3 separate regions of the Mus musculus genome follow, and regions 1 and 3 are each linked to region 2. Evidence: chromatin contacts called from ENCODE Hi-C or POLR2A ChIA-PET data. All regions are on one chromosome and are shown on one strand. Each heading gives the region's core, a stretch centred on a gene start or an enhancer-like site at or near the end of the contact. The rest is flanking DNA. Distances are from core to core; before and after follow the strand shown. Region 1 holds the start of Ecm1 (extracellular matrix protein 1). Region 2 has its middle 14 kb from the start of Adamtsl4. Region 3 holds the start of Mcl1 (myeloid cell leukemia sequence 1).

Region 1 (2,700 bases), core at 161-2,660, 37 kb after region 2:
GCTTGTTCCCCACAAATTCTACAGCCATGCTGTCCTGAGCACCCGTCTTCATCCGATCTGGTTAGTTCTGAGGCTCTCACCTTCATGGAGGTGCTGGAAGAGGCGCTCTGGCGTCATCTCTCGCTGGTCTGAAGCCTTGAAGGCTAGAGGAAGGAAAGACAAAAGTCAGGCAGTTTTGAGGCGTCCTTTCCTGGTCCTGGACAGAGGATGGGGAGGCTGTGGAGGCCGAGACTGTGGAAAGCCCGCTGTGGGGGAGCCACCTGTCACACACCTCCCCTCTGAGTGGCTGGGTTCTGAGTTGGGGTCTAAAAGAATGTGGCTGGGAATGGAGGTCTGATTTCCTGTCAGTATCTCCCTTGGATGGGGCTTGTGGCTGCCGTCCCCTCCAATGCGCTGATGTTCCAGGATCCACCTCTCTTCAAACTTCTTCCTATAGGCCTTTAAAAATACTTTTGGCCTTTGGGTGGGACGGTTAGCCAAATGTTTAAGTGCCTTCCCCTTCAATCTCAGCTTATTTTAGGTTTCTTAAACAAGAAAAATATTATTTGTGTATGTGTGGAGGGGGCCAGTGTGTCACCGTGGTGATGTGTATAGGTCAGAGGACAACTTGTGGGAGTCATTTCTCCCCTTCCATGTGGGTTACTGGGACGGAATACAGGTCACCAGGCTGGCAAAGCACCTTCACATCTGGAGCTGAACCGAAGGCACAAACCTAGGAACCAGGACAGCAGCGAGGTGGAGCTGTCTCAGACACGGCTATCTATAGAAGGATCTAAGTCTCTGTCCTGTCCAGAGTTGGTATTTCCTTTTGTTCAGACTTCAAAGCAGTGCGTGTGTGTAATAGGGGGTGAATGTGGGTGAACTCTAACTCGTCCTCTGACCAGAGTGAGCCAGTCTAGGCTCCCTGGCTCGGTAGGCTGAGTTTTAGCAGCCCGAGGGCTTCTTTTCCTCCTCACCTGCCTCCTCGTCCCTCCTCACGTGTTCTGACAGGAGGATCCTCACCCTGTAAACTCACCTGTCTTGTGTCTATTTGACTCTAATTTTTGTGTTTCTTAGCAACTACCTCTAGCTATTCTGCTCCTGTTCCAGCCTCCATGGTTAAAGGTTCAGCCCCACTTCACAGTGACATGTTCATATAAAGGAAGCCAATCACCCAACTGCTGAGCTCTTTGGAGCCAGACTCTTAAGCAACTGCTGACCCCACCCCGACTCACCTCCCTCAGAGGCAGCAGAAGCAAGAGCCAAGCAGGCCAAGATCAAGGCTGCTCTGGATACGGTCCCCATCCTGGGGCAAGAACTGGTCACTGGTCACCCAGAAGCTGGTTGTCACAGGCAGATCTAGACTTGAAGGGGTTGGGCCACTTGCTGCAAGCCTGCTCCCCTGGCTGTTGCTACTGCCGTTGTGAACTTCAAGGCCTGCTGTCTGTCTCTCTTTATATGCTATCTCCCGCCCCCCTGTTTCCTGCCATGACTCAGTCCCTGCTGCTCCTCCTCTTACAGCCACTCCTCCCAGACTCCTGGAGCCTCCTTAGCCTGGGAAGAATGGAGGTGATGGAAGGGAGCACTCCTGGATCCCCTCCAAACTGATGCAGAGGATCATGGAGCAAGTTGTCATCTGGACCCTTAATTTGTGCCTCAGTTTCCCATCTGCATACTGTCCTTTATAAAGAATGGATCTGACACTCTCCTGAGTGGGAGTGGGAGGAGAATGGCTGCCTGAGGCAGTGCCCTTGCTGGTCAGAGGCCTCAGTATCCCTTTGCCTCAGGTCTGGGAAAGAGGGAGTAAAGCATTCGGACTCAGATGAAGGCACAGCCTTGGCTTCAAGTATATTTTTATTCTCCTTCTATCCAGTCAGTACAGCATTCCTTTCTGTGGGGAGCCCCCACACCATGTCTATTTTCAGAGAGCAGTTCTGAGGCCTCGGGGACATGCGGGGCTGCCAGCTGGGTTACTGTCCCGTGGAAAGGGACGGACGGCTCTCATGAGTCTGTACATCACCAATGGACATGACTCAGAACACTTCTTCTGCATTGGGGACCCTGGCGTTCTGTAACTCCAGCAGTCTCTGCACGGACTCGGCCAGGTCTCGCTCCCCGAGCTGCCGGTTATCTCGCGTGCGTACGTTCACTGTCCTTTGACTCTGCTCTCTCTGGCCAACCACTGCAGGAAGAGGAAAGATTTGCAAACCCAAGCAAAAGTCACCCTATGGGTTGTTTCCTTTTGCTTTGCAGAAACTTCAAACTCCTGAATCTTTAGGAAAGGTAGGAGCAGAGCCTAGCCGTGGCTGAAGCCCATGCTTAGCTCGCCTGCCCTGCTGCTGACTGTCCACTCTGATGAGATAAGGAAGTGGGCCGGGCTTTACTCCCCTCTCCCTGCAGGTCAGGAGCCCAGGGCTGGGAGATACAGAGTCAGTTAGACAGAGACAAACATGGAGAGCTACACAAAAAGAAAAACTGTATGTGTGTGACCTGGGGGGAGGGGTACGGTACAGGAAGGGGAAACAGCAGGGCGGGGCTTGCTCTCAGTGCTGCCAAGGCAACGGGCATGCGTGATGCCCCAGTCAGGCGGTCTGGCTAGGAGTTTCTGCTTCTTGCTTCCAGAGGCCCAAGAGTCAGGAGCAACTTCCTTCCCTAAGACCTTTCTTGTCCCCTAGAGCTGCCTCCACCCACACAACAATAAACAAGGCAATTAATTAATGC
Region 2 (2,700 bases), core at 144-2,643:
GATTTTGTTTGCTTTTGAGATAGCCTCAGCTAGCTAGAAACTTCCTTAGTGGCCCAGACTGGCCTTCACCTCATGCAGCCCTTCTGTGTTGGGATTATAAGTATGAACCACCATATCCAGCTTCCCATTTTCTTTAAATTTTACCTTTCCCAGCCTGCTCTGTGTGGGTGTTTTTCTTGCTTCTATGCCTGTGTTCCATGAACCCCAAGAGGCCAGAAGTGGGGGTCAGATCTCCTAAAGTGGAGTTACAGACTTCTGAGCTGCTGTGTGGGTGCAGGGAATCAAACCCTGGTCCTCTGGAAGAGCGATGTTAGGCCCCCACCCTCAAGTCCCTAAAACGGCAGCACTCCTGACAGTGTCCCCAAATGACAATCTGGGCTCAGCTCAGGCTGGACTCAAAATAGAACAAGTTTGTCTGTGGATAAACAAAAGCTTACACTCAGCATTCTCCAGAAGCCTACAAAATGGCTTCTGACTGCCAGGTAGAGCCATTTCCCTAATCTTTCCCTACCAAATGGGGCAAATGTGGCAACTAGTTCCCTATTAACATAAACTGTAACACATATCAAAGCCCCTCTACCACTCTGAACCTCCATGCTGTTCTGGCTAGCTCCTCTCTTTATAACTGGCAAGGCTTTCCCTACCTTTTTGACCCTTGAGAGATAGCCTTGGCAGTTTGAATAAACTTTTCCTTTTCCACCCACAGGAGTGGTCTAATCACTGCGATTTCCCGTGCAAGCAAGTGCTCAGAATTGCTGAGCCATCTCTCTCTGTCCCATCTCATATCCCATCAGGGTATCTGATTTGCCACTTTGCCCCCCACCCCTTTTTTTTTCTTCAAGGTTTTATTGTGTACCCTGGCTGGCCTGGAACTCATTGTATAGACCAGGCTGGTCCTCCTGCCTCTGCAGTACTGGAATTGAAGGTAAATTGCCTTGTATTTTAAAGTAATTTACAGTTTAATCTTCGTTATCAGGACCTGTTCCCCAGATTTTGCCCTTGTTTAACATTTTACAAACGTTCGGATAGGTTTGGCTAACGTTGCACTCAGCAACTACCTGGTGAATCCACACAGGACCAACTGCATGGACTCTCAGCAGGGATAGAGAGAGATGCCTTAGCAGTTCTGAGCCCTCCAAGTCCTGTTGCTCCCCCCAGGTTGGCTCCGGGCCGTTCTGGGCCGTTCTGGGCCGTCCCGGGCGGCTCCAGGCGGCCCCTGGCTCAAACTGCAGAGGTCTGGCCTTCTAAAAGGAGCCTGGACTCCCTTTTCCCCCTCCCTCCCCAATCAGCATCTAACAAAAACTCTTTTGTGATTTTATGCCTGGGGGAGTCGACTGAGTCAACGGCTGATGTGATTCCCGCAGAGCTGAGTCCAAAGGTCTGCTCAGGGTTTCCTTCTCAGAGTCCAGAACCCCGCCCTAGGCCCCGCCCCGAATCTCCGCGCCCTGCTCCGTTTTGCCGGGAAGACCCGGAGCTGGGCTTCTACTGCCCCTGCATGGTGGTAGCATTGTGGTCTAGGGAATCAGAGGGTCACGTGAGACCAAATGAGTAATCTAAGGCTGGGTACTGTGAGCTTGGGGAGACTCGGGGACTGTCGAGAAGGCAAGACTGTGAAAACCAGGAGGCTGTGGGCCCTGGAAGATGGCACGTGGTCTCCTGAAGTACCCCTGGTACAGTAAAACAAGATTCCTACAATGTTATGGATAACCTTTTGTTCTTATGGACATCCTAGAAAGGATACTTTGTTTTGGAAAATAACAACTTCCTTACTGCCAAGTCCCTCATCCCAACCCTATAAACCATTTCAGCCAGCTCCCTCTACCCTCTGTAGACCCCTCAATTTCCCGTGGGAGAGAGGCTGCCTCTTGCTAAGTGCACTAATAAATATAGTGTGTCTTAGCGGTTGAAAGTCAGGCCCCTGTCTTTTCTGCCTCCTGTCCTTTTAAGCTGCTTTAGAAATATCACAGTTGCTGGGCAGTGGTGGCGCACGCCTTTAATCCCAGTACATGGGAGGCAGAGGCAGGCAGATTTCTGAGTTCGAGGCCAACCTGGTCTACAGAGTGAGTTCCAGGACAGCCAGGGATACACAGAGAAAACCTCTTTCGAAAAACAGAAAAACAAAACAAAACAAACAAACAAAAAAAAACAAAAACAAAAAAAGAAAGAAAGAAAGAAAGAAAAGAAATATCACAGTTCCAATAAGTCTTTGTAGACCTGACAGGTTTCCCGGGCTGCAGGTTGCTGAACAGAGTTGTAATAATTTTTAGGATTTTTTTTTTTTTTTTTGCATTTGGACATTCAAGCTTTTTGTTTACTGATATAGGTTAATCACCTGTATCAATAGACTTCACGTTATTTTCATACACAAATATAATGAATTTGACTATATTCCCCCCAATGCCTCCTTGTCCTAATTTACTTTCTGTTCCTATGACGAAGACTATGACCAAAGCAAGGGAGAGAAAGGGTTTACATCATACAGGTTACAGTCCACCATTGATGGCCATCAGAGCAAAGTCAAGGCAGAAACCTGGAAGCGAGCCATGAAGCAGAGGCCTTGAGAAACACTTGCTACGCAGTGCTTAAGGTGACCTTGAGTTACTGCTCCTCACCCCTGCATCTCTTAAATCTTGGGGCTACAGTTGCCACTGTGGGGATGTGACAGGCAGCCCTAACTGCAAGGGACTGTGGTTTCCCCTG
Region 3 (2,700 bases), core at 42-2,541, 44 kb before region 2:
AGCCTGTTTTCTTACAGAACCCAGGACCGCCAGTCCATGGAATTCCAGCTTGTGTCAAGTTGATATTAAGTCTAACCAGTCCACCAAAGATCTTCACCGTTTTATATGGTGCTGGGGATCAACCCAGGACTTCTACAAGGGTAGGCAAATTCTCTACCAACTGAGTTACTCCCGTAACCATCCTTTGTTCATTTTAGACAGCAGGCTCATCATGTAGCCAAAAATGAGTTTTAAATTGAGTCTCTTGCCTCTGCCTCCCCAGGCCTGGGCAAGCTCTTCTGCCAATTGAGCTATAGGCCTAGCCACCATAAATGGCTCATATTTTAGACTTTTACTGTTTGGGGATAGGGTAGGGAGCTAGGCTCTTCTGGCAGCCAGAGGTCAACTCTGGAAAGTGGTCTCACTCCTTCATTGTTAGGTGGGTTCTGTGTATTGAACTCAGGTCTTTAGGGCTGGGTTTCAGGAGCCTTTCACCAGTTGAATCTTTCACAGGCTCCACATAAATAACCCCTTAATAGCTGTCCATGAAAAGTCATTTTGGCCAGGCAGTGTGGGGCACGCCTTTAATTCCAGCACTCGGGAGGCAGAGGCAGGAGGATTTCTGAGTTTGAGGCCAGCCTGATCTACAGAGTGAGTTCCAGTGCAGCCAGGGCTACACAGAGAAACCCTGTCTCGAAAAACAAAAAAACAAAAACAAAAAACAAAAAACAAAAAAAACCGGAACGGAAAGTCATTTTGGAACACAGGGAGTGAGGGCTCACAGTAGAAAAATGACAGAGCAGGACTCCCCCTAACTTTTAAGCAAATCAATGGTTAATATTCCTTTGTGTATGAGACTGGAGATGCCCTCCCTGGTTTGCTCTTCCAGGGTTTAACTCCCAGCACCCACCTGGAGGCAGGCACACAACCACAAATACACACAAACAAAAAAGTGTTTAAGACTGGTATGTTATAAAAACACAGCAGGTAGTGCAACGAGAAAGGCTAAGGCAGGACTGCCTAACGTTAGGACCAGCCTGGGCTATGCAGAGTTCCAGGGCAGCTTGAAATTCAAAAACCGACACAGATCAGCAGGCGTTCCCGAGCAGGAACCATTCCCCGGGAAGCCAAGCACTTGGCCAGCCGGGCTGAGAGTTGTACCGGACAAAAAAGCACAATCCGTCCGCGAGCCAAGGCCAGGTACCGCGCTCCGCCAACCGTAGCCGCGGAAGCCGCGAGAGCGCTCCGGCCGGAAGAGGCGCGGAGTGGCCGGGCCAGCCCTCCGGAAACGCCCGCCCCTTTCCCCTTTTACGGGAAGTCCTCGCCTGCGTCAGCACGGCCCTAAGGCGGCGGCAGGGAACGGCCTTCCTCACTCCTGACTTCCGCCTGCCTCCGGTCTGGAGTCGCGGCCTTCCCCGCTCCTTCCCCTCAGCCTGCGGCGTCCGACCATGTTTGGCCTGCGGAGAAACGCGGTCATCGGCTTGAACCTGTACTGCGGCGGCGCCAGCCTCGGCGCGGGCGGCGGTTCTCCGGCAGGGGCGCGCCTGGTGGCCGAGGAGGCCAAGGCGCGGCGCGAGGGGGGAGGGGAGGCCGCCCTGCTGCCCGGCGCGCGGGTGGTCGCCCGGCCGCCGCCCGTGGGCGCCGAGGACCCCGACGTCACCGCGTCGGCCGAAAGGCGGCTGCATAAGTCGCCCGGCCTCCTCGCCGTGCCGCCCGAGGAGATGGCCGCGTCGGCCGCCGCCGCCATCGTGTCTCCGGAGGAGGAACTGGACGGCTGCGAGCCGGAGGCCATCGGCAAGCGCCCGGCCGTGCTGCCCCTCCTGGAGCGCGTGAGCGAGGCGGCCAAGAGCTCCGGGGCCGACGGCTCTCTGCCCTCCACGCCGCCGCCGCCCGAGGAGGAAGAGGACGACCTATACCGCCAGTCGCTGGAGATCATCTCGCGCTACTTGCGGGAGCAGGCGACCGGCTCCAAGGACTCGAAGCCTCTGGGCGAGGCGGGCGCGGCGGGCCGGAGAGCGCTGGAGACCCTGCGGCGCGTGGGCGACGGCGTGCAGCGCAACCACGAGACGGCCTTCCAGGGTAAGCGGCGCCCGGGCCGGGCCGGGCCGTGCGGGAAGAGGGAAGAGCCGGAGCCTGGCTCTGCAACCAGAATTTTCTGGCTGTGAGTCATTGTTTCCGCCCATCTGGCTGTTGGGTTCAAAGACCGGAAAGGGTGGGATGTCACTGTCGGCGTGGGGTCTGCCTGACTGCTCTAGAGCCGGGAGAGCACGGTCCCCTCGTCGTGGGTGGGCAGAAGGGTAGTGCCCCGCTGCAGACAAAGGAGGCCATGAGGTTTCTTGCTTTTCTTCTCAGGCATGCTCCGGAAACTGGACATTAAAAACGAAGGCGATGTTAAATCTTTTTCTCGAGTAATGGTCCATGTTTTCAAAGATGGCGTAACAAACTGGGGCAGGATTGTGACTCTTATTTCTTTCGGTGCCTTTGTGGCCAAACACTTAAAGAGCGTAAACCAAGAAAGCTTCATCGAACCATTAGCAGAAACTATCACAGATGTTCTTGTAAGGACGAAACGGGACTGGCTTGTCAAACAAAGAGGCTGGGTAAGTTCGTCTTGTGATATAAAGGGACCGTGGAGTGGAAATGGGGTGCAGGATTTTGTGAAGGAGAAGGCACCTAGAGGGTTTTTACAAAGTTTCTCTCCGGTTTCAGATTTAATTTATG

Evidence for each region. A loop is a pair of places that touch in the nucleus more often than their neighbours do. ChIA-PET counts read pairs that join two places held with the same protein, here RNA polymerase II (POLR2A).
Region 1: a map of T-helper 1 cell shows a loop between it and region 2 (1.8-fold over the local background). The contact joins the promoter of Ecm1 here to the enhancer-like site in region 2. A Hi-C loop is called at or near these places in 2 of 37 maps with a recorded cell type or tissue (T-helper 1 cell and v-Abl transformed pro-B cells). POLR2A ChIA-PET finds 5 or more read pairs at or near these places in 3 of 5 experiments (Patski and embryonic stem cell).
Region 3: POLR2A ChIA-PET joins it to region 2 with 11 read pairs in Patski. The contact joins the promoter of Mcl1 here to the enhancer-like site in region 2. A Hi-C loop is called at or near these places in 3 of 37 maps with a recorded cell type or tissue (all heart). POLR2A ChIA-PET finds 5 or more read pairs at or near these places in 4 of 5 experiments (Patski and embryonic stem cell).

What each region holds. Positions count from the first base shown.
Region 1 is chr3:95,738,159-95,740,858 of GRCm38, forward strand. Ecm1 (extracellular matrix protein 1) reads right to left here and starts at 1,411. Exons shown (of 11, transcript NM_007899.3): 1 at 1,215-1,411; 2 at 81-143. The coding sequence starts at 1,284. It overlaps Tars2 (threonyl-tRNA synthetase 2, mitochondrial (putative)), which reads right to left. Exons shown (of 18, transcript NM_027931.3): 18 at 1,816-2,161. The coding sequence ends at 2,013.
Region 2 is chr3:95,700,903-95,703,602 of GRCm38, forward strand. No RefSeq gene overlaps it. Among named protein-coding and RNA genes, the nearest start is that of Adamtsl4, 14 kb to the left of the region's middle. Within about 2 kb of position 1,394, at least 1 of the 3 ENCODE cell types and tissues checked has a DNase peak (open chromatin) inside an H3K27ac peak, as active enhancers do; it is heart, where a contact is called at or near this core.
Region 3 is chr3:95,657,430-95,660,129 of GRCm38, forward strand. It overlaps Mcl1 (myeloid cell leukemia sequence 1), which reads left to right and starts at 1,292. Exons shown (of 3, transcript NM_008562.3): 1 at 1,292-2,058; 2 at 2,332-2,579. The coding sequence starts at 1,428.